3 separate regions of the Homo sapiens genome follow, and all the other regions are linked to region 1. The links are chromatin loops, found by intact Hi-C in ENCODE. Cell type or tissue: B cell. All regions are shown on one strand. Links, peaks and the distances in the headings refer to the core of each region. The heading gives the core; the rest is flanking DNA.

Evidence for each region. Peaks named below come from ENCODE experiments on the same cell type or tissue, not always from the same donor. Only the 100,000 strongest peaks of a DNase experiment are listed, where the experiment ranks them.
Region 2: it touches region 1 in a loop (7-fold over the local background); 7 of 110 quality-filtered maps call a loop at or near these places.
Region 3: it touches region 1 in a loop (17-fold over the local background); 36 of 110 quality-filtered maps call a loop at or near these places.

Annotation. Positions count from the first base shown.
Region 1 is chr3:167,375,933-167,384,155 of GRCh38, reverse strand. ZBBX (zinc finger B-box domain containing) reads left to right here and starts at 3,859. Exons shown (of 22, transcript NM_001199201.2): 1 at 3,859-3,909; 2 at 4,364-4,518. In B cell, for the core only: CTCF peaks have their summits at 3,562 and 3,764 (motif pointing left); a DNase peak (open chromatin) is centred at 3,825; H3K4me3 peaks cover 533 bases; H3K27ac peaks cover 506 bases; H3K27me3 peaks cover 274 bases.
Region 2 is chr3:168,043,734-168,050,135 of GRCh38, reverse strand. It overlaps GOLIM4 (golgi integral membrane protein 4), which reads left to right. Exons shown (of 16, transcript NM_014498.5): 2 at 1,771-1,845; 3 at 3,137-3,186; 4 at 5,255-5,308. Among named protein-coding and RNA genes, the nearest start is that of GOLIM4, 49 kb to the left of the region's middle. In B cell, for the core only: CTCF peaks have their summits at 2,556 and 2,757 (motif pointing left); a DNase peak (open chromatin) is centred at 2,745.
Region 3 is chr3:167,681,066-167,687,467 of GRCh38, reverse strand. It overlaps PDCD10 (programmed cell death 10), which reads left to right. Exons shown (of 9, transcript NM_007217.4): 8 at 152-234; 9 at 3,079-4,170. The coding sequence ends at 3,160. Among named protein-coding and RNA genes, the nearest start is that of WDR49, 30 kb to the right of the region's middle. In B cell, for the core only: CTCF peaks have their summits at 2,715 and 2,916 (motif pointing right); a DNase peak (open chromatin) is centred at 2,867; H3K27ac peaks cover 440 bases.

The sequences.
Region 1 (8,223 bases), core at 1,699-6,698:
TACCCTTGAAAGATGCGGCTATACACATACTGAGATGCTTAAAGATCTGCTTTAAAAATTATTTGAGGGTATTAAGAGGAGAGAAGAAAAGAAAATTTCACAGTTTCCATTGTGAATAGGGTAACATTCAAAGTGCTTTTTAATGTGCTCCTAGCACAACTTTTCATTCTTATCTTTTTGCCACATATACTATGTTTGAACCAACTAGAAATTCTGCCCATGCCACAAACATGTAATGCTCCCATTCTTTTTGAACGTAGTACTTAATACATTACATATTAATTAGTTGCAAACTCTCACTTGAATTACTCAAGGACAGAGACGGTGTCTTTGTTCACCTTTGTACCTATCTTAGGGCCGTGCCTGGAATAGAACAGGTGTTGAATAAATGTTGATTAAATTTAACTATGCTCATTCAACAAGGCTATACATTTATTTTTCAATTTGGAAGACACTGCACATTGCAGGAATCGAAAATTTATCATAGGCCCTGATGATTCTCCTCCATTTGTGAAGCATCAGTAATAATTGCCTTGTGTTATGAAAATTTATTTGCTTAGAAATTCTGTGTCATGGATGATAGGCAGAAATTACAAAGCCGAGAAAAATTATAAAAGGCCAATGTCACCTCTTAACTCTAAGTTTCTTTTTATTCTTCCTCAAGTTTAGCCATTCGGATGCATTTAAATATATTTATATCATACTAATTTGGTTTTTGCTAAGGATTTTTTGTAATTTTATGTTGTCTCTAAAGCTCAGTTTTCTTGACAAGTTGAAAAACCCCATACATATGTAATAGGATGTTATATTTAGCATTTACCAAGGCATAAAGAAAGTAGATGCTTCATGTAAAAGTAAAACCACATTTCAGGGCTTGTAAAAAAGGAGATGGTAGGAATTTGGTTTTGCTACCTTGAAATGCCCACAAACTTTTGCCTATAAAAGAATCTGAAGGGCCAAAGAGCAAATGGAAATTGAGAGAATACTTCTGGAAAGCTGCAGATATGATATTTGTCCCATTTTCTTCCAAAGGTTTGGTATTATCAAAATATAATTGCAATACTTAAAAACAAGATATTCTTTAAGTAGAGAATATACATGTGATACAGTTTAATTCATTAAGGACGGAATTATTAGAATGGTAAAGCTGGTTCAAAGAAAATTTGGTAGCTGACTGTATATAGGAATTGAGATAAAATATTAGTATGAGATTTCTAGGTTAGATACAAAACTGGTTAAAGTTGTATAGTGCAATAAAACCATTAGCTTTGAAATTATTTTATTTAAAGGAAAGACATTATTTACATATCCAGATACAAATGATATGAAAAATGCAGGTGAAAAAATCTTCAAATAAACATACAACATTACACAGAGACTTTATCAATAGTTAATGATAAGAAAAGCAACACTTTTTTTTAGAAAATCATGTAATGCTCAGATTATCTTAAACAGTATTCTAGTATGGCATTGAAAAGACATGCTGTTTTTGGCTTTACCTTATTTCTAAGTTTTGGATAATGCTTGTTTACAGTCCCTGACCCTTATTTCAAGCTTAGTAAAATGAGTCATGTAAATCTGTGCTCTTAATTTCTGCATTGCCGGTAATTTTTATCTCTTTAAATTGAATATCTCCAGTTCAGAAAACTTGTATTCAAACCTTGTCTCCACTGTGGCACAAAGAAGCATGAGTTTGGAAAAACCCTCAGGAATACTGTGCTCTTGATATAGTTGTGGTAAACTGTGTGCGGCATTGCTGGTGTGCCAGTTAAACGCATTTTACTTCAGTGGAGAGAATATCATCTCTCTAGAGCTGTAATTGTTTTGACATGTTTCATTTCATTTTGTCACTAATCATCATTCTGAAAGACAAGCACTTCATACTTTTTATTTTACTATGTGACTTAGCATAGGCTTAGTTTTTGTCTCTGCTTTGCCTTTTCATAACTGTGCATAAGCTATTTTTCTAAATATAAGATAATGTTCTTTTAATGCTTTCAAAAAGTGCAAGAATACTTTATACATTATTTTTATGAGTTTAATTTTACTATTGTGTAAGTAAATGCATTGTAAGAATCATTTTTTGGAGTAAAAGTCCTTTGTAGAAGTGAGGAGAAGTTATTTGCAAAATAATCTTTACTGGGACATAATTGACATGTGTTTACTGTTCTCTCTGGACTGTTTCTTCCTCTAGTGGCCCATGTCTTTCTCTTTCCTTGCATTCAGATACTTCCCTGGCCATCTACCCTAAAACAGAACTCAATTAGTTTCTATTTCTTTATTTGGCTTTAGTTTTCTTCATAGCAGCTGACATGCATTTATACTTGTTTATTGCCTTTCTGCTCCTGTTAAAATATATTTGAAAATAGGAGGGGCTTTGACGATTTCTTCACTCCAGTATTTTTGGGATCTAGGAAATGGACTTTCAATAAATATTTGTGGAATAAATAAATAAATGAATAGATCAGTAAATGGACGAAAGCTGAAAATATCTTTGGTAATTTGAAGAGCGCGCCTGTATGGGAAATAGTCTGTGCAAGAAAACCAGTAGTATCGCACATCCACCTGAAACTAGTTCTTGTATTAAAGTTAAAGGAAGGACGTGGTAAAGTTATACCATGAACACGTTAATAGCAACCATCATAGCCACACCAGCACCACTGTTTCTTACTGTTTATTAAGCACTCAATATGGGCCTGGCTTAGAGCTAAATACTTAATATTTATTGTTTCATTTACTCTTCCATACTACATTACGTATGGACTAACTGTACTGTTATCTCATTTAAGCAGTTAGACTGAGCATTGTTACTTGCTCATGGTCACACAGCAGGTAAGTTGTGGCAGTACTGGCACTCAATCTTGAATCTGCCTGACTCCAAAATCCAGACTTATAACCAGAAGACTACCATTGTCTTCTCTTATCCATAGTGGTTGTAATCTTATATAATTGAATATGCCAAGTGAAATCATTATTTTTTTTTAAATGGGTATTGGCAGGCATAGTAATGTCAAAAGTAATGGTGTAAAGATTAGTACATTAACTGTAATAGTTAGGATTGTTAGTCTGGTACCGAGACAGATGCAATGTGGTTAAGCATAGAAGCCTATACAGTGCAGTACCAACCACACATCCTACTTGCAGTATTTAAAAAGGGAGATAAAAAACAGCATATTTAGGAAGCCAAAGATAAATTCACTACAGGTGCAGCTTTGTTCGGAAGAGTTGAGTTGAGAATTGTGGGTTAACTGTGTGTGTGTGTGTGTGTGTGTGTGTGTGTGTGTGTGTGCATATATTTGCTTTTGCTTTTTGTTTTATACCCATTAGACTCCACGGGTCATGTATTCGGTACAAAGAAAAGAGAGTTCTGGACTTTTGAAGAGACCTGGAATCTCTATTGACTTTGCCTATGGTAGCCATTGATAAATCATTTAAACATAGCATAAATGTGGGAGTTCTGAGACTAAACTCCTTGAATTAATTTGTAGGTCTGCCATTTGCTAGCTTTGTAATTTTGGATTAAGATAGTCAAATTTTTTGTGCCTTAATTTTTTTAGATTTAAGCTGGCTTGCTATGAGGAAGAATCAAATATGACATATAAGTCTCTCACTTGTGCTTGGAATATGACACATGCTCAGGTTTAGCACATACATAATCTCCAAGATCCTCTCTGGCGGAAAGCTTCCAGAGCCTGTTGAGTTTTTCCGCCCTTTTCCTTCCTGTGATCACCATTCTCTCTCATTTCGCAGGCTCCTTTTCGCCCTCTGCCGGCGGACAGTGGCAGAACCCAGCTTTCTGGTTGCTATGGGTACCGAGGTAACGCGGTAACCAAGGAGACCAAGACGGAAACTCCCGGCAGCTATCCGCGGCCATCCGGCGGTGGTGACGCGAGAGGCTGGGGTCTCCAGGTGGGTTGTCTGTCTGCGGGTGGATGAGAGGGGAGGATGGTCTCTGAGTCCGCCTAGCGGGCAGCAAGCCCGGGCTAGTTGGTGCGGGGAGCAGAGCGGGCAGCGCGGCTGGGAAGCAGACTCAGCTCGGGTGGAGCTGGAGGCACCGGCCCAGCAAGTGTTTGCTGAGCCCCTGCCATAGGCTGACATAGTGCCAGGCCTGCAGGCAGCAGGACGGGGCCCTGGCCTCAGGAGTTGAAAGCCTTTGGTATACACCAAAGACTTCCCAGCCCAAAATGCTAATGGATAAATGAATCAAGAGTGAACCCCAGACAGTGAAATTGGGGACTTCATCAGTTGTACCCCTTCTGCAGCCCGACCCTTTCAAATACTAGCCCCTTTTATCCTTTGAAGTCATTTGCACCTTATGAAAAATTTGGCACCCTGAGAAACCATATTTCATCCCCTTTTGTAGCCTTTAGTCTGCCTGCGCGTTCACATGCACCCACTTACTTCTTGAAGTCTACTCCTCACAAGTAAGGGCTATGGTGCGGGGTGCCCGATTCCTGAGAAATCTGAAGATGTGGAAGTTTATTTTTTCTTCCCAAAATCAGCAGTAGAGGGACTCAGGTATGTAAGGTTCAGTTATATATATTTTATAGCTTGACTTAAAATCTAAAGTTAACAAGGCTCATTAAAAAATATAGTAAAGTTGAAACTACACAGGATTAAAATTATACAAACTGTATGCTTATGCAAATGTAATGACTCCCTCTGCCTTTCTCCAATTTAGCTTATCTTATAGTCTACACAGAGGGCTGCCCTGACCTGTCATAATTTTACCAATTGTATTACAAATGAATTGTTTGAAAGTAGTTCCTTTATGTCTTTCAAGACACTTAATAATTCTTGCAATTATTTTATTCGCTTTTTAATTTTTACCTACTTCCTTCACCAGAGTGTAAGTTCAGTGAAGACTGGTATTATACCTGTCTGGTTGACCTTGATCCTCAGTGCTTAACCTGACACCTGGCAGGGAGAGAGTGTTCAATGTATATTTGTTGATTGCTCATCAAGATCGTTAGGAAACATGGAAAAAAGAAAACAAAAAGTTTAGTTGAAGTGGGAAAGAGGGCGTGTTTAATTTTTTCCGTAGGGTAGGTTGTGCAAAAAACTAAAAGCAGTAGAAAAAAAATTACATACTTAGCACATTATTATTGGCACTACATTATGTATAGGGACTGTATTGATTGCTGGGGTTTCAAAGGTCAATGGTAGGACCACTCTCAAATATTTGGGCTACTTAGGGAAACAAAATCTATATAAACAAAGATGCAAAAAATAACACAAGGTAACATACAATAGCAAATGAGTTTAATAAACATGGTCTTTCTATACAAGGAGAAGCTCGGTTTCGATGGAGGGAATCTTCATGATACAGGCAGCCTTCGAATTGAGCATTGAGTAGAATAAAACTTGGTGAGCAGAGAGGTAAACACTAAAGCTCATTATGTAAAAAAGATGAAAGCAGAGATGCTAAGGGTAAAGCACAATCTTGATGCTCCATTTTCTTCTCTAGGTAGTTTCTAAGGCTGTGCCTTCTCTAGGTAGTTTCTAAGGCTGCCCCTTTCCCTGAACCGTGAGCTCTCTGGAGGTCTTATAGAAGCCCACAGCTTGACAAGTCAAGTCACAAATCAGACACCTTTTGTTTAATATCCTGCAAATTAGAGGGGGAGAGGATCCTTACCATTTTCTACATGGATAAGCTGAAGCTCAGAGATTTCTATCACACAAAGATCTTATGACTTTAAATCCAGTGAATTTAGTCTACCTAGGTTTTCTGACCTTAAATTCAGTGCCTTTTAATATTGTTTATTATTTTTAATCAAAAGTATTTTAAAATGGTATCTTGTCCCTTGATATCTAAAGGCAAAGTTTCTCAGTTGTTCTCAAGAGAACCTGCCTATAGAGCATAAAAAATGGGCAACTTGGGTACCATTTAGCACCTTGAAGCAGTATTTTACTATCAGATATCTTGTTTGGCTGAAAGATTGAATGCAACCTGAAGTCAATACCTATATTAGTCCATTCTCACACTGCTATGAAGAAATACCCAAGACTGGGTTATTTACAAAGGAAAGAGGTTTGATTCACAGTTCTGCAGGGCTGGGGAGGCCTCAGGAAACTTATAATCATGGCAGAAAGGAAAGCAAACACATCCTTCTTCACATGGTGGCAGGAAAGAGAAGGATGACAGCTAAGTGAAAGGGGATAGCCCTTATAAAACCATCAGATCTCATGAGAACTTACTATCACGAAAATAGCGTGGGGGAAACTGTCCCCATGATTCAATTATCTCCTACCAGGGCCCTCCCACCACATGTGGGAATTATGGGGATTACAATTCAAGATGAGATTTGGGTGGAGACACAGCCAAACTATATCAATACCTGCTTTACTTTTAGAGCTTTTGCTATGAGAATGTGGCACACATTTATTTAGTAGGACACTCCAGCACAAGATACTATTCTAGAAATCATGTATTATCAGTTCTTGCCTTATAATTTTTTAAATATTTTAAAAAATATATATATTTAAAATAAGGATAATTACAGATAGAAGAAATGTGAAAAGTAAAATTCTTTTAATTATTAAAAGCAACTATTTTAAATTCTCATTTAACATTTCTTTCTTGGGTCTCTGATTTCTAAGTACTATGGTACTAAATGCCTAAACATGTTAATTCACCCAAAGTTGTTTGCTAATTAGACCATTTCAAAATATTGCTACAGTAAGGGAAAATCCCTATTTATGGTATGGTTTTTAAGTCTTGTGCCTAGCATGATCTGAGTCATTAGAAGAATTAACTAAACTTAGATAAGTTTTCAGTTACAAAAAGTGGCCCATCTTGTAAACAGTGGTTTCCCAAACCTCCCATTCTGCCAATGGTGTTCTCTTGCACCTCTGGCTGAATGCTCTGAGTTTCTACCTGTATAGAGCATTGTACGTTCCTTGTTTCCATTCTGTGGCAGTAGGTTTTGATGTGTGGGTTGCTTTCTCAAAATAGGAACATGTGTAGAAGGATCATCAAACCATCATGGACAATTTTGGGTTATATTGGGTATTTTGTGTGAGGAAAAATGGGGTTGTAGACAGAAAAATAATGTAGTCTAATAAATCAGGTAACTAGAAATTTTTCCAAATCACTACTAAATTTTTGGTATTTAGTTATAAAAAAAACTGAATGACCAAAAGACACAAGGAAGTATAAGTTTTGCATAGTAAGGAGTTTATCTGTATTCCTCTGGTTTTATTAGGTGTCTAAAATTTTGTGCTTTGCTATTCTTGCTGCTGACATTGTTATATCCTTGCTATCCCCAGAAAGGTGACTAAATTCTCTGTTGGCTTTACAAAAGGAAACAGGCAGAATAATATGACTCAGAATTATAATCTCCCCTTTTTCTTCATACAAGGAAATTAGCTTATGTAGGTGACTAGATAAAATATGTAATTGAGAAGAAGCCTTACTAATTGCATTCAGTGAAGTGAAATCCCCCTTGAATAAGACCATTTATTGGTTAAATAACATTATCAGCAGAGCTATAAATCTGAGTCATCTTATTGTAATGAGATTTACAGAAGTTCGTTCATTTTTTGTATCAGTAAAATCAATCATATATCAGTTTAGCTTTATATATGTACATACACATAAAATTATATTGTATATCTCAATGTGTAAGCAAAATTATAGCAATTTAGATTATTTAGATTATTTTAATAATCAGACAGATTAACTTTGGAAATTATTTTATCTCTTTAATGATAATAATAACATTATGGAAGTTTTTGTGACAAAGTTATCAATTGTAGGCAAGAGGCCAGTATTTGGATTCCCTGAATATGATCAGAAAGCAATACAGATTCCATGTTATGGAGCAGGATTATTCCTGGAGGTTTTTGAAAGGTGCCTTTGGTAGCTGCTATTTGATGAAAATGGGACAAATATACTACCTACAAAAATGAGGGAGAAAAAAGAGAATTACATTTGAAAATGCTACCACCTCCCTCCCAAAAAGCAAACCAAATCTTAGTTTGCCATTCCTATGGTATCTTTATTTCTTGTTGACACTTAATTTAGCTTTGAGAGACAGGACTTGGTGGTTGAAAATTGAGTCTGAGTGAGACGCCTGCTGTAGATTCTTCTATCAAAATGCCCCATGATATTGTGGTTGCTTTTGTGGATTTCCCCTTGATTGTGAGGGCCTCAAGGGAAGACACCACGGCTTATTTGCCATCATGACTTCAATACCTGGGACCACTAATAGGGATCACAAA
Region 2 (6,402 bases), core at 1-5,000, 670 kb before region 1:
TGCAGGGGGAAAGGATCATCTGGTGAATGGAAAAGGAACCCTGGTAGAGGAAGGGGATGGGGCAGGGATTATTGCAATGACTGCCTACGGATGAGGGAAAAGTTGAGATTGGGGTATGCATGTCATCAGAGGACCACACCATACAAATTTGAGTGGTCACAGGCATTCTAGGAGTTAGAGACGGAGATGTTAGCAGAGGTGTGAATAGAGGTAGGGTCTATCGTGATAGTAGATGGAGTCCTGAGAATGGAAGTTTTATATGGGATGACAAGAAAAGACACAGTGTGGGGAGAAGCTATAGAACGCAGGAGATGATGGCCAACCTGAAAAGAGGACAATGGTGGTTGTTGGCCATCATAACAATGGAGAAAGGGCAAGAAGAGAGGCAGGGAATCCCTTAAGCAGCAAGGGATTGCTGCAGGGATGGGGAAAGGGAGTTTTCTGGGACCCTGATGACTTTGGCAGCAGCCAGTAGTGTTGGGGCTGTTCTGTGAATTGTATATGGTCAACCAGTGATTGATGCTTAAATTGTATGTAGTCACGGGGAGCTTGTGACTGGCCAAAGAATGGAGTAACACGTTTGGCTTAGCCTGCCAAGAATGAGATCATATTTGACCATAATGCTGAACAAACAGGATTCAAAGGGTAGATCAGAATTTTAATTTACTCTGTTCTCTCCCTCGGTGCCTATTCAAACCATTTTGTGGAGCTGAGTTTTCTGTTCCTGGATGAAATCTTAGACAAACTTGTTTGCTTCACTAACTTCTCTCAGATTAAAAGCAAAAAATAGTTCAAAACTTGTATTCATAAACACACAGTCTTGGTTCATTAATTGTTATGTCTGGTCTAGTCCAGGACAGTTAATTCAAAGGTAAGGCTTCTCCCTCCTGTCCAGCTTCTGCTTGCTGTAGGTGTGGAGCCTGCAGTGGGAAGGAGTGTTGTGGTATGCCTCTTCTCCCTTGTTGTCTGCCAGACATGTCTGCTCTTCCTCCCCTGCTCACCAGGCGACTCTGGATTCTTCAGAGTAGACTGGGTGGGGAGGGAGGATAAAGGGCAGAAAGGTCTTACAGAACCGAACATCGGTTTGCCGCTGGTTTCTTCTGGCTGTGGCTGATGGTGAACCTGACTAGTTCTTTTGTGGACCCTTTTATAAATTCTTTGGAGAGTCCCTTCCTTCTCTATTTCTGTGCTTCTCTAGTCTGTTTTCCTTGACGTGGGAGGAGGGAGGAGATACACCTCCTCTTTCATTCCAGTGGTATGCTGCTGAGGTCTCCTTATGGATCCAGGCAGCCTTAATTCAGATGCAGATCATGTTGACTTTGTAGTACTTATGGAATATTTAGGAGAAAATACCCTTCTAGAGTCAGAGAGAAGCCAGAGGTGGAAGTGTAGATGTGGGGGTAACTGCTTTGCAGATGATGGTTAAAAGTCAGGAGATTGAGCAAGGTTGCCCAGGAAGACAGGAGGAAAAAGATCTCAAAAAGACACTTGCATTTAAGAGGCCTAGAAGGAAATGGAGCTGGCAAAGAAGGTGGAAGCATCATTCAGAGTACTGGCTTTAGAAAAGGGCAGGCTGGATGGGAGCCAGCCCAGAATAATGCCTATTAGTATGTCTGTTCTTTACCTGGAAAGGGGAACTTAAAACACATATGTTTTTATTTAAATTGTGTAAAGACTCTACACTGTTTTCTTCCTGTTTTAAAAATTGATGTTAATTTTAGTTTTAAATTTCTAATTCTTTGAAGACAAAAATGTTAACTTTTTTTCCAGTTGTATATGAACACAGATCAAGATTAGAGAAATCCTTGCAAAAAGAAAGACTTGAACATAAAAAAGCAAAGGAAGGTAAGTAAATACATAATTTGTGTTCTGTGTTTTTCCAGTACTCTTCTTTGACGTATCATATACTTGGTTTACAATTTTTTTTTGGCTAAGATCGTTCTCAAATCAACCCAAAGTCAGATAGGTGGACAGAGAAAGACATGTCAAGTAATATATTATGCATTGTGCAATAATCCCTATACAAGATTGGATTTAGAATACTGTATTCAGTTTATGCCACCTTGTGATAGCTCATATATTGGTTACACTTATTATTTCAGGAATAACATATAATTTTTCATCTGCATATTAAACGGGTATATTACTTACACCTGGAACTTCTGTCCACAGATATTGAGGGGGCTGGGGTTGGGGGGGAAGTAACAGGATGCATTGTCCAGAATATGACAAATTTTATACACATACATATATATTTATACCGTAATGAATTGATCCCATTGTCCATTATATTTTAAGTTATGCACCTGTTTTTACCTTGTGAAAGTTTTTATTGACACATCAGTTGATTCAGTTTGAAAGTTTACATTTAGGACAGCCACTGGGCAATGCTGTCAATTTTTATCAGAATTTTTCCATAAAACACAGGCCTTATACAGCTGATGATTTGAAGTTATCTGCATTCTGATATTTATTTATTCATGTTTTATGATAAATCTTGAAATTTAAATTACGTGTTCTGTCTGCCTACCTTGGTAGGAAGGAAGAGGATAGCAGAGGAGGGGCAGTATTGGTTAGGATGTTTTACTGACCCTTGGATTGAGCCTGTGTGAAGAATAGAAGTTCAGCATCATTAAATGCTTTGATAAGATTTGGAGTCTCCTTGCCTTCAAATGCAGAGTGATTTTATAGAGCCATCTAGTGGATAATAAGGTTTTCAAAGCATTAAAGATGGCTTGGCTGGCTTGATTTCTGTTTTCAGGAACTGAATGATTTTAGTGTGCCATCTAGTGGATAGCAATAAATCACCTTTGTCTTCAGATGTGCTCCATTTTTTCCCTCCTAAATTTCAAGGAGAGTTAATCAGAGATATTCTAAAAGCACTTTTAATCAATTGGCTATAATTTGGATTTTGTGGATGCAAGATTTACAGCTGTAAGGTAAAGAGGAAGCTGTATGTTTTTTCCAATTCTTTCTAAAGCAATGAGAGCCAAAATAAAGTATGTAAATCACCAAGTAGATTGTTTTAAACCTAAAACACTTTTGTAAGCATGAGTGAAGTTTGCCTTTATTTCTTTAGATGTTTAAAATCTGTGTAGTGAATTATCACTGTTTTTTTCCATCTTGTATTTTCTAGATTTTCTTGTTTATAAGTTAGAAGCACAAGAAACATTAAATAAAGGAAGGGTAAGTTTTGTTTTTTTTGTTGTGGTTGTTTGTTTTCCTTAATTTGTTTTCATAAAACTTGAAAGAGAGAGAAATACAGTTGCGAACTCTTTTACTTTTTGATCCCTGGGATTATAGGACTGACACCCCCTTTTTTTTTTTTTGGCTGCCAAAAAATTCTAAGAGGAAGACTTTAAACTTACCTTTACTTATCACATTGTTGATAATAGGGATAAACTGGGAATAACCTTAATGTTCAACTATAAAAAGAAGATTATTTCATTTATTTGTTTGCAGTCTCTCTTTTTTATAGAATGTAAGATTTATTTTGGTTTGCCTTCACATGTGTAACATGCAACACAGGACCTGGCCTAGAGTTTTCATTTAAGAACATTTGTGGAATGGGTGAAGGGATGAATGATACTGGCATTTAAAAATATTTTACTTGAAGGCAGCATGCTCGTTAAGAGTCATCACCACTCCCTAATCTCAAGTACCCAGGGACACAGACACTGCGGAAGGCCGCAGGGTCCTCTGCCTAGGAAAACCAGAGACCTTTGTTCACTTGTTTATCTGCTGACCTTCCCTCCACTATTGTCCTATGACCCTGCCAAATCCCCCTCTGCGAGAAACACCCAAGAATGATCAATAAAAAAATAAAAATTAAATAAATAAATAAATAAAAATATTTTAAAGTCCAAATTAACTGGATAAAAGCTACTCTTTTCTTACTCTAAGAAAAGTATATAAGCATTAATTGAAAAACATTGATATTTTGGGGTATTAAAACTAAGAAGAAGCCAAGTGAGTTGGCTCACATCTGTAATCCCAAAACTTTGGGAGGCTGAGGCAGGAGGATTGCCTGAGGCCAGGAGTTTGAGACCAGCCCGTGCAAAATAGCAAGACTTCAAAGTACAAAATATTAGCTGGGCGTGATGGTACACATGCCTCTATTCCCAGCTACTTGAGAGCTGAGGCAGAAGATCACTTGAGCCTAGGAGTTTAAAGCTTCAATGAGCTATGATCCCACCACTCTACTCCAGCCTGGACAACAGGGCAGACCCTATCTCAAAATAAAAAAACTGAGAAGAGTCACTTCTTTGGATAGCCCAGGAGGCCATCAGCTTTCAACTCTTGCTTGCTTTTAACAGCACTAACCAAAGCTGTGTGCACTTGTAATTTCCTTACAAATTAAAGCAGTAAAGTGAGGAAGCAAAAATGCAGTTCATTTTAGAAGTTTTTAATAAAAATATGAAAAAAAATGCATGAGTGTATACTTGTGCTGGCAGGGTAAAGTGAGGGATATGGTACCTAAACATAAACAACATAGCATAGAGAGGGAAAAGAATCAGGTGTGTTTTGCATACTGACTGGTTATGGCTGCCCGGGACTATTGGGTCCATATGTGAAGATACCCCACAGGAACACAAAGATATACCCCTGGAACCTGGAGCTCAGGACACGCAGTTCAGCCAGAGACTTAGGCTCAAGTTTCAATCCTGGCTCTGCTACTTAATGAAATATTTGCTCTTGGCAGGTTCCTAATCTTTACTCAGTTTCTCACTCTGCAAAATAGAGCCTCACTGGGGTAAAATCATGTATATAGAATTTCTTACCCGCTGAAGTTCAGGGAAAGAAAGTGCCTTTTCTCTTCCCCCTTTAAGCCATGCTCAGCTTGTGAGGCCCGCTCCTCATCGGTTTATTTCTTCTTCCCTCTTACCTCAAGCACCCAGCGCATATATTAGCCCTGCGCGGTGACTCTGTGTCTCAGGACAAGTTCGTATGTCTGGGCTCCAGTTCTTCTGAATATGAAAGTGGAAGGAAATCATCTCTAAGGGCTCTTTCAAGCTACTGTTTTATGATTTCATATCCTGCTTTTTTACTCTAAAATCTAGCAAACTAAGGGGAATGTTAAAACTTCATTTCTGTGTTAAATCGATGGCTCCAGCGACATCTTGGTTCAAATGTAGAATTCATTTTACTGTACACAAGTGAAATAAATAAAGTTATATTTTAAAGTGCTTTAAGCTGTATTTAACAAGAGAGCCATATTTATCTTTGTGTTTTCTTTTTTTTTTTTGATTTACAGCAAGATTCCAATAGCAGATACAGTGCACTGAATGTCCAACATCAGATGTTGAAAGTGAGTAATCTAAAGTTGTTATTTATGAATAAAAGAAAGGATTAACTAATACTTGAACTGACTAATGGCCTTTAAAGTGATTAAAGAAAGTTTACAGAAGTTGATTTGTATTGTAATATGGCATTTTAAAATCTTATTTGGCTAAAAATTATATATAGTTGTAATGGCTTGTCGTATTTATCACTCGATTACATAGAACATTTTAATTATTACACATTTTCTTGCAAATCAGGCTCTCGGTTACCTCATTTTTAATTTTCTTCTTCTCTCTATCCATTAGGGTTTTATGTTCATTTACTTTCTCACAGTGGTTTTCCTTAGACATTTTCTTTTATCTTACACAGATTGGAGGCTGTAGAACTATTAAAATGCTTCCTTCTTGTTACTAATATTTAATAAATGTCCTTTTACTTACCACAGGAACACAAATTATTATTTAAAGATTCTGCTTCCTTGGTCCTTGAGTAAAACTCATTATTCTGTGTCAGGAAGAGGATCATTGTTTCTGTCAAGCTGGAAGAGACGGGCAGCATGCAGTTATGCCCTTCTCGCAGGATGCAGATCATGCCGGCATCTCCACCCCACCGTGCCTCCCCCTCGCTTTCTGTTTGCTATTGTCTTTCCCTCTGATATCAGTAGGGCATGCACTTTTTATTGAAACCGGAATCTTTTCTTATTATCAAGAGAGCAGTAAATGAATTAAAGCAAACCATGCTTTCACATTAAGCACTTGGAGACTGTAGTGTTTATCTAGATCATGATTACATTGTAGGATTATAATCGGAAATAAGGTAAATAAAAGTCAATTCTCTAAACAGTTGATTACTATTCCCAAAGGGAAAAGTCTCATTTACTCTCTCTCTTTTAAACTGAGTTACCAGAAAGGCTGAAATACCAAAGAAGGAAAATTAAATGCATTGCTGGGAAAACATCAGATCGAAAGAGGAAATCCATAATACCCAGGGAGGGATAATTTTGCCATTAGCTTTACCTTGTTTCCACAGTAATATGTGTCCCTGGGAATTTTCCCACATTTTTTCCCTTTCCATCTCTCATGCTAACTTCTTAAAAATTAAGGGGAAAATTATTTTTGG
Region 3 (6,402 bases), core at 1-5,000, 310 kb before region 1:
TATTTAAAAGTGAGTACTCCACAATTGCTTATTAGTAATATTCATATAAAGTGCATCCCATATCCTGTGTAATCTCTTGTCCTTGCCTTTGGCTTTTGTGATTATTTCTCTTATTTAGTACTTTATTTCTTATTATATTTTGTGACTGTAGGCACTTGAACACCAAAAGAAAGAATTTGTAAAGTACTCCAAAAGTTTCAGTGATACTCTGAAAACGTATTTTAAAGATGGCAAGTAAGTACTGTAATTTATCCTTTACTTTTAAAATTAAATAGATTATGTGGTTTTATATGATATGAAAACCACATAAATTAAGCCCTTTTATTTTATTATTAGTACTCCAGGCAACTGATAATGAAGGCAGACCATTAACAATAGAAAATGAATGGTTGCTAATCTAGCCATAACTCCTTTCTAGAACAGGAGTTATCAGACGCTTTCTGAAAAGAGCCAGGTAGTAAATATGTTAGATTTGGTGGGCCTGTTGCCGTTATCCACCCATCTCTGCTGTTGTAGTACAGAAACAAGCCATAGACAATGTACAAACAAGGGGGTGTGACTGTGTTTTAATAAAACTTTATACAAAATTCAAATTTCAGTATCTTGAAATAATTTTTACCTGTCATATAATATTCTTCTTTTGTTTTTTAACCATTTAAAAATGTAAAAGCAATTTTAGTTCATTGGCCTACTTTATACACTCCTGAAACAGTGGTTCTCAAACTTTAGTGGCATCAGAGTCATCTGGAGGACTTGTTACAGTCAAATTGCAAATTGCTCGAGGGTCCCACTTCTAGAATTTCTGATTTCGTAGGTCTAGGATGGAGCCTAAGAATTTGCATTTCTTAGAAATTTTCAGGTGATACATTACAGGTCTATTGAGAACTACTGCACTAAAGTTAAAGCAATAGTTGTCAATCCTTTCTGTGCATTAGAGTCACTTGAGGACAGTTTTTAAAAAATTCCCACTGCCTAGGCCCCACCTGCAGAGATTCTGATTCAGTTGGCTGGGAGTGGAGTCAGGGTTTAGATATTTTGTAAAAGTGCCCCAGATGTTTTTAAAGTGCTGTAAGGGTTTTGACCCACTCTCCTGGAAAGAGGCTTTCACAGCATCATTCTATAAAATAGGAAATATACTAAAATGTAAATTGGACATTATTTTTTAATTTATATATAATTGGTTGTGATGCACTATAGAAAACCAAGAGATTTTATATATTTTAACATACATACATGCATACGTATAATGTATAAACTGATGGAAAGTCTGGCCGTATAGGTAGTTATTTGCACTTCAAGTCAAATGTGAGAATTTTTTGAACAAGATTATTTTTTAACAGTGCTTAAAGTCAGAAAAGTAAATAGAGACCTCAATCATTCCATCCTGCTATTCAGGTTTTAAGATCTCTATATTCATGTCACATCATTACAGTATTATTGTAGTAATATTTAAAAATGATAAAAATACATTAGATAGAATTATGTTAATTTTCAGAGTCATTTTTAACAGTTCAAACAGGTTGAAGTATTTACATTTATATTATGAATTAGAGATATCGAGCTAAATTTTATTACTTGTTTTGTGGTGGTGTTCCATACACAGGTTTGTCTAAGGGAAATGCTCCTTGATGACTTAGTTTAATAAGCTGGCATTTGTGTTTTGAAAATAAACTTTTATTTGATTTATGCTAAGCTCAAATAACCAAAAACACATTAAAATAATAATTTACATGATGGGATTATTATTTCTGATTTTAAATTACTATTATGGAATAAGCACAATGAAAGGTAGACATTAATTTAGAGACTAATTTTCATTAATTAATTGAAATTATTTACTCTGCATATGGATTCAGTGTCGTTGCTACTACTTTCTCTCCATTCAGCAGCTTTTTAAAATTCCAGTTCTTTGTGTATCAATAATGTGCTTGAGTTTTATACCTGTTTCCTCAAAACAGAAAATTATTGATAGAACCTGATCTTTAGGCCATCTTTCAGTAGGGGGATGGATTTGCATTGATTCAGCTATTTCTTCCTGGCCCTTCTCTTTTTTTTTTTTTTTTTTTTTTTTGGAGACAGAGTCTTGCTATGTTGCCCAGGCTGGATCTGGGCTCACTGCGACCTCCAGCTCCTGGGTTCAAGCAATTCTCCTGCCTCAGCCTCCCGAGCTGGGATTATAGACACATGCCACCATGCCCGGCTAATTTTTGTATTTTTAGTAGAGACAAGGTTTCACCATGTTGGCCAGGCTGGTCTCACACTCCAAGAGACCTCATGATCCGCCCACCTTGGCCTCCCAAAGTGCTGGGATTACAGGTGCGAGCCACCAGGTCCAGTCCCTGGGCCTTCTCTTTTGAGAAATGTCTAGGATGCGGGTGCATGCTAGATATGATACTAGGAAACTGTTGAGGCCACACAGTGGGACTAGGGCATCATCTCTGAATCCCAGCTGCATGAAGATGAGCCATTAGGAGAATGTGGTGGGGCTCAAAGCCAGTTTTAAAGAATATATTTTTATATGTTGTCAGCTCCCAGATTTTGAAACTGCATGATTATTTTGTTTTAAAAGTATGTTTATAGTAAAAGTAGTTTGTAGTAGTTTGTAGCTTAGAATTTCTACCTTTTTTTAAGGAGATAAAGAGATTGGGATGAATCAGATTGGAAGTAATTAGATTTTTCTTGAGTATTATGCCCATTAATTACAAATTTTGAGATTATGATACTTTGCTGGATTTTACTTGTTAACTTCTATGAAACCACAGCTGGAGACCACATCTGAATCCTCCTTTTGGCCAGTTAACTTGTTCCACCTATAAATGAACTGGGTTGTTGAGGCACTATCATTAGCAGTCCTCCAACATTTTATTACCAGTCAGAACCACCAGGGGGCAGTAATTACTAGATAGTTTAAAATGATGCAAGACTATTATATCCTAAATTGGAATAAAAGTTTTAATAATACTAACTTGTCTTTTTTTTTTTTCTAAAATTGATTCCATTGCTACTGTTAATAGTATAAATCTTAAAAGGGTGAATTTTTTGGATGAAATTAATGCTTATTCTTTTCTTTTTAAACAGGGCAATAAATGTGTTCGTAAGTGCCAACCGACTAATTCATCAAACCAACTTAATACTTCAGACCTTCAAAACTGTGGCCTGAAAGTTGTATATGTTAAGAGATGTACTTCTCAGTGGCAGTATTGAACTGCCTTTATCTGTAAATTTTAAAGTTTGACTGTATAAATTATCAGTCCCTCCTGAAGGGATCTAATCCAGGATGTTGAATGGGATTATTGCCATCTTACACCATATTTTTGTAAAATGTAGCTTAATCATAATCTCACACTGAAGATTTTGCATCACTTTTGCTATTATCATTCTTTTAAGAATTATAAGCCAAAAGAATTTACGCCTTAATGTGTCATTATATAACATTCCTTAAAAGAATTGTAAATATTGGTGTTTGTTTCTGACATTTTAACTTGAAAGCGATATGCTGCAAGATAATGTATTTAACAATATTTGGTGGCAAATATTCAATAAATAGTTTACATCTGTTAAACATTTCTTTACTTGAAAAAATGCATATATATATGTGTGTATATATATATATATATATATATATATGAACAGAAGACCAAGACAACTTGGTGTAATGTCTAAAAAACTTCTAATGGGAGCTTATCAGCAGTTTATCAAATAATAAAGCAAGAATTTCTATTTTTGTCCTTAATCACTTTGGACACAGAGTAGTCAATGGAAATATTTTTGTTAATTACTTATAAGGTACTGAGTATTTTTATATGATTTCCAACCTGTTTTAAACGACTTATGAGTAAGAGATAGCATTTTCTAGTGTTTTTGCACTATAATGCCACTTTTTGAACTCTTGTGACAAATGTAGATTTGACTCTTAAAAATTAAGCCTTTCGTATACTGGGCCCTCATAAGCTTTGCACAATTTTTTCCCAAAAAATAGCCACAATTAATAGTAATTTGAAGCTATATCAACGGTTGGATTGAAATTGTCATGAGTGTTAATATTATATACACTCTTCAACTAGGTACAGTTTTATTTCACCATAGAGAAGTTTTAAGGAAATTATGTATCAAGTGTTCATGTTAAGTGGTTTCATTTTTCAATTATAAAATAAAGGGAAAAAATCAGAATTTGCTTATCTTTTATAAAGATTTTAGACGTTAAACTAAGTTTCTGTTGACAGTATATTTTTTTGCTGTTATGCAACTCAAGTTATTTTATTTTTTCTCCATTTTAAAAAACAGATTTTTAAAGAATTATCATTGGCACCATAAAAGTAGAACATCCTGTTAAATGTAAATGAAAATATGTTGAAAGGAGCAAAAAAAAATAGGCAATTAGATGAAAATTGGATGAAATCTCTTAATTAATGAACATTTTACTGACCTGATTTTTTTTTTTCTTCAAAGATATGTAGCCAGTAAGACAAATAGAATGCTGATCTTTATTTATTTTTGGCATAAACTATCATTCACTCTTGGAGGTAGATGGGTGATCATTTGCCGAATAGACTTGTGGATATATGAAGAAAAAAGACACTGTTTTATTTGCAGCAGACTTTTTAAACATCATTTCTAACATTATCTAACATCATCACTCCTTCTGCTGTCTTTACCCTCCTTTAAAAGAACTCAAGTTACCAGACATGCCTCAAATCACCTGTTTTTATAAGCCTTCCATATTATTCTACTATCCATTATCTCTGGCTTCTGTTTTCATGAAATATTCCTCCACAAAGGAGGCTTATTCTTAGAGTACTTTAGTTTCTTATGTGATCCTTCCAACAGGGCTGAGTTTGTGTTAAAAGAAGGCCAGAGTGGCCCCAGTTAGATTCATTTCCAGAGAACAGAAAAGTGGCTTCAGAGGAAAGGAAGAGGAGGAAAACAAATTTGTTGAGCACCTTCTCTGTGTCAAGCACTAGTTACGTTTACATAATTCTCTTAACAGTCCTATGATTTAGCTATCTTACAATTGAGGAAACTGACAGAGCTTAGGGTACACAGCTGGTAACTGCTAGGGCCTCAGTTTAAATTTGTGTCCAGATTCCATGTTCTTTCCACTGAACTGTACTCCCTCTATTACTGAAAATACGTCTTGTTTGGGATATTAGTTCCCAAACACCAATTTGAGAAACCTCTCCCTGGTCCACAGGAAAATGAGAGAAATTAGAGCAATGTGATTGTTTTTTCATAAATCTAACTGTACTCATTTTAAAGGATCATGGAGATTATTGCTGTTTTAGATGTTTAAAATACTGTCTTTCCACACTTGTAAAAAATGTAGAGTCAGTTTTTTTAAAATGACTTTTAAAAGCCTAATCAGGCAAAACAGGTTGAGAACTTGTTATTGAGCTGTCTTAATTGATTTAAACGTTTTATATGGAAATAATTTCAAATTTACAGAAAATTTGCAAGCATAAGAATAGTGCAAAGAACATCTGTATGTCCTTTAAAATTCAACTATTATTCAGATTTTACCCTCTTCATTTTATTGTTTGCTTTTTCATTTGTCCTTCCTTAAGTCTCCTTTACTGTGGATCATTTCCATGGCCACCTTGGTCGTTTATAGCATTGAATCGGATTTAAGGTATGCATTCTTGGCGAGAACACTCTGTTGATGGTACTATGTCATCATGGTATGATATTGGGGGCACACAATGTCTGTCTTATTGGTGATGCTAATTTTGATCACCTGATCAAGGTAGTGTTCAGTTTCTCCAATGTATAGTTACTGTGTTTTACATTGCGATTAATAAGCAACCTGTGGGAGACTCTCTTAAGTCCATGCTAACAACATTTTCATCCAGGATTTAGCATGCATTGATGATTCTTGATTATTCAGTCTTCAACTTCAGCATTCTTTCCACATGTACCAGTTGGCAATTAATATTTTATTGTAAGCAGGAGCCCTCCTTTCTCCCCTGATCCATCCATTCATTCATCCATCTATATCCATCTCATTTTTACATCTGTTATTGTTATAAACTCATGCTTTTTAATGTTTTTTTTAAAATTAATTTTACCATACTTACTTTGATGCTCAAGTTGCCTTAGATTTGGTCAGTAGAAACTATTGAGCTGGCTCCCATGTCCTTGTGATATCCTCTGTCGTTTGTTTGAAGCACTTCATAGGTTATATAAAAGATATTCCAGGATTTAGAGTCAGCAATTTCTCCATAGAACCCTAGGGAATATTAGATACCTAGATCTGGATGCTGGGTATACTCATTGCTACTGGATGTCTGTTTCTAGGCTATTCAGCAGACAGAACTAGAAAAGTCAAGTATGTACAGTTGGCCCTCTGTATCCATGGGTTGTGCATATGTGGATTCCACATCCCTGGATTCAACCAACTGGGGATCG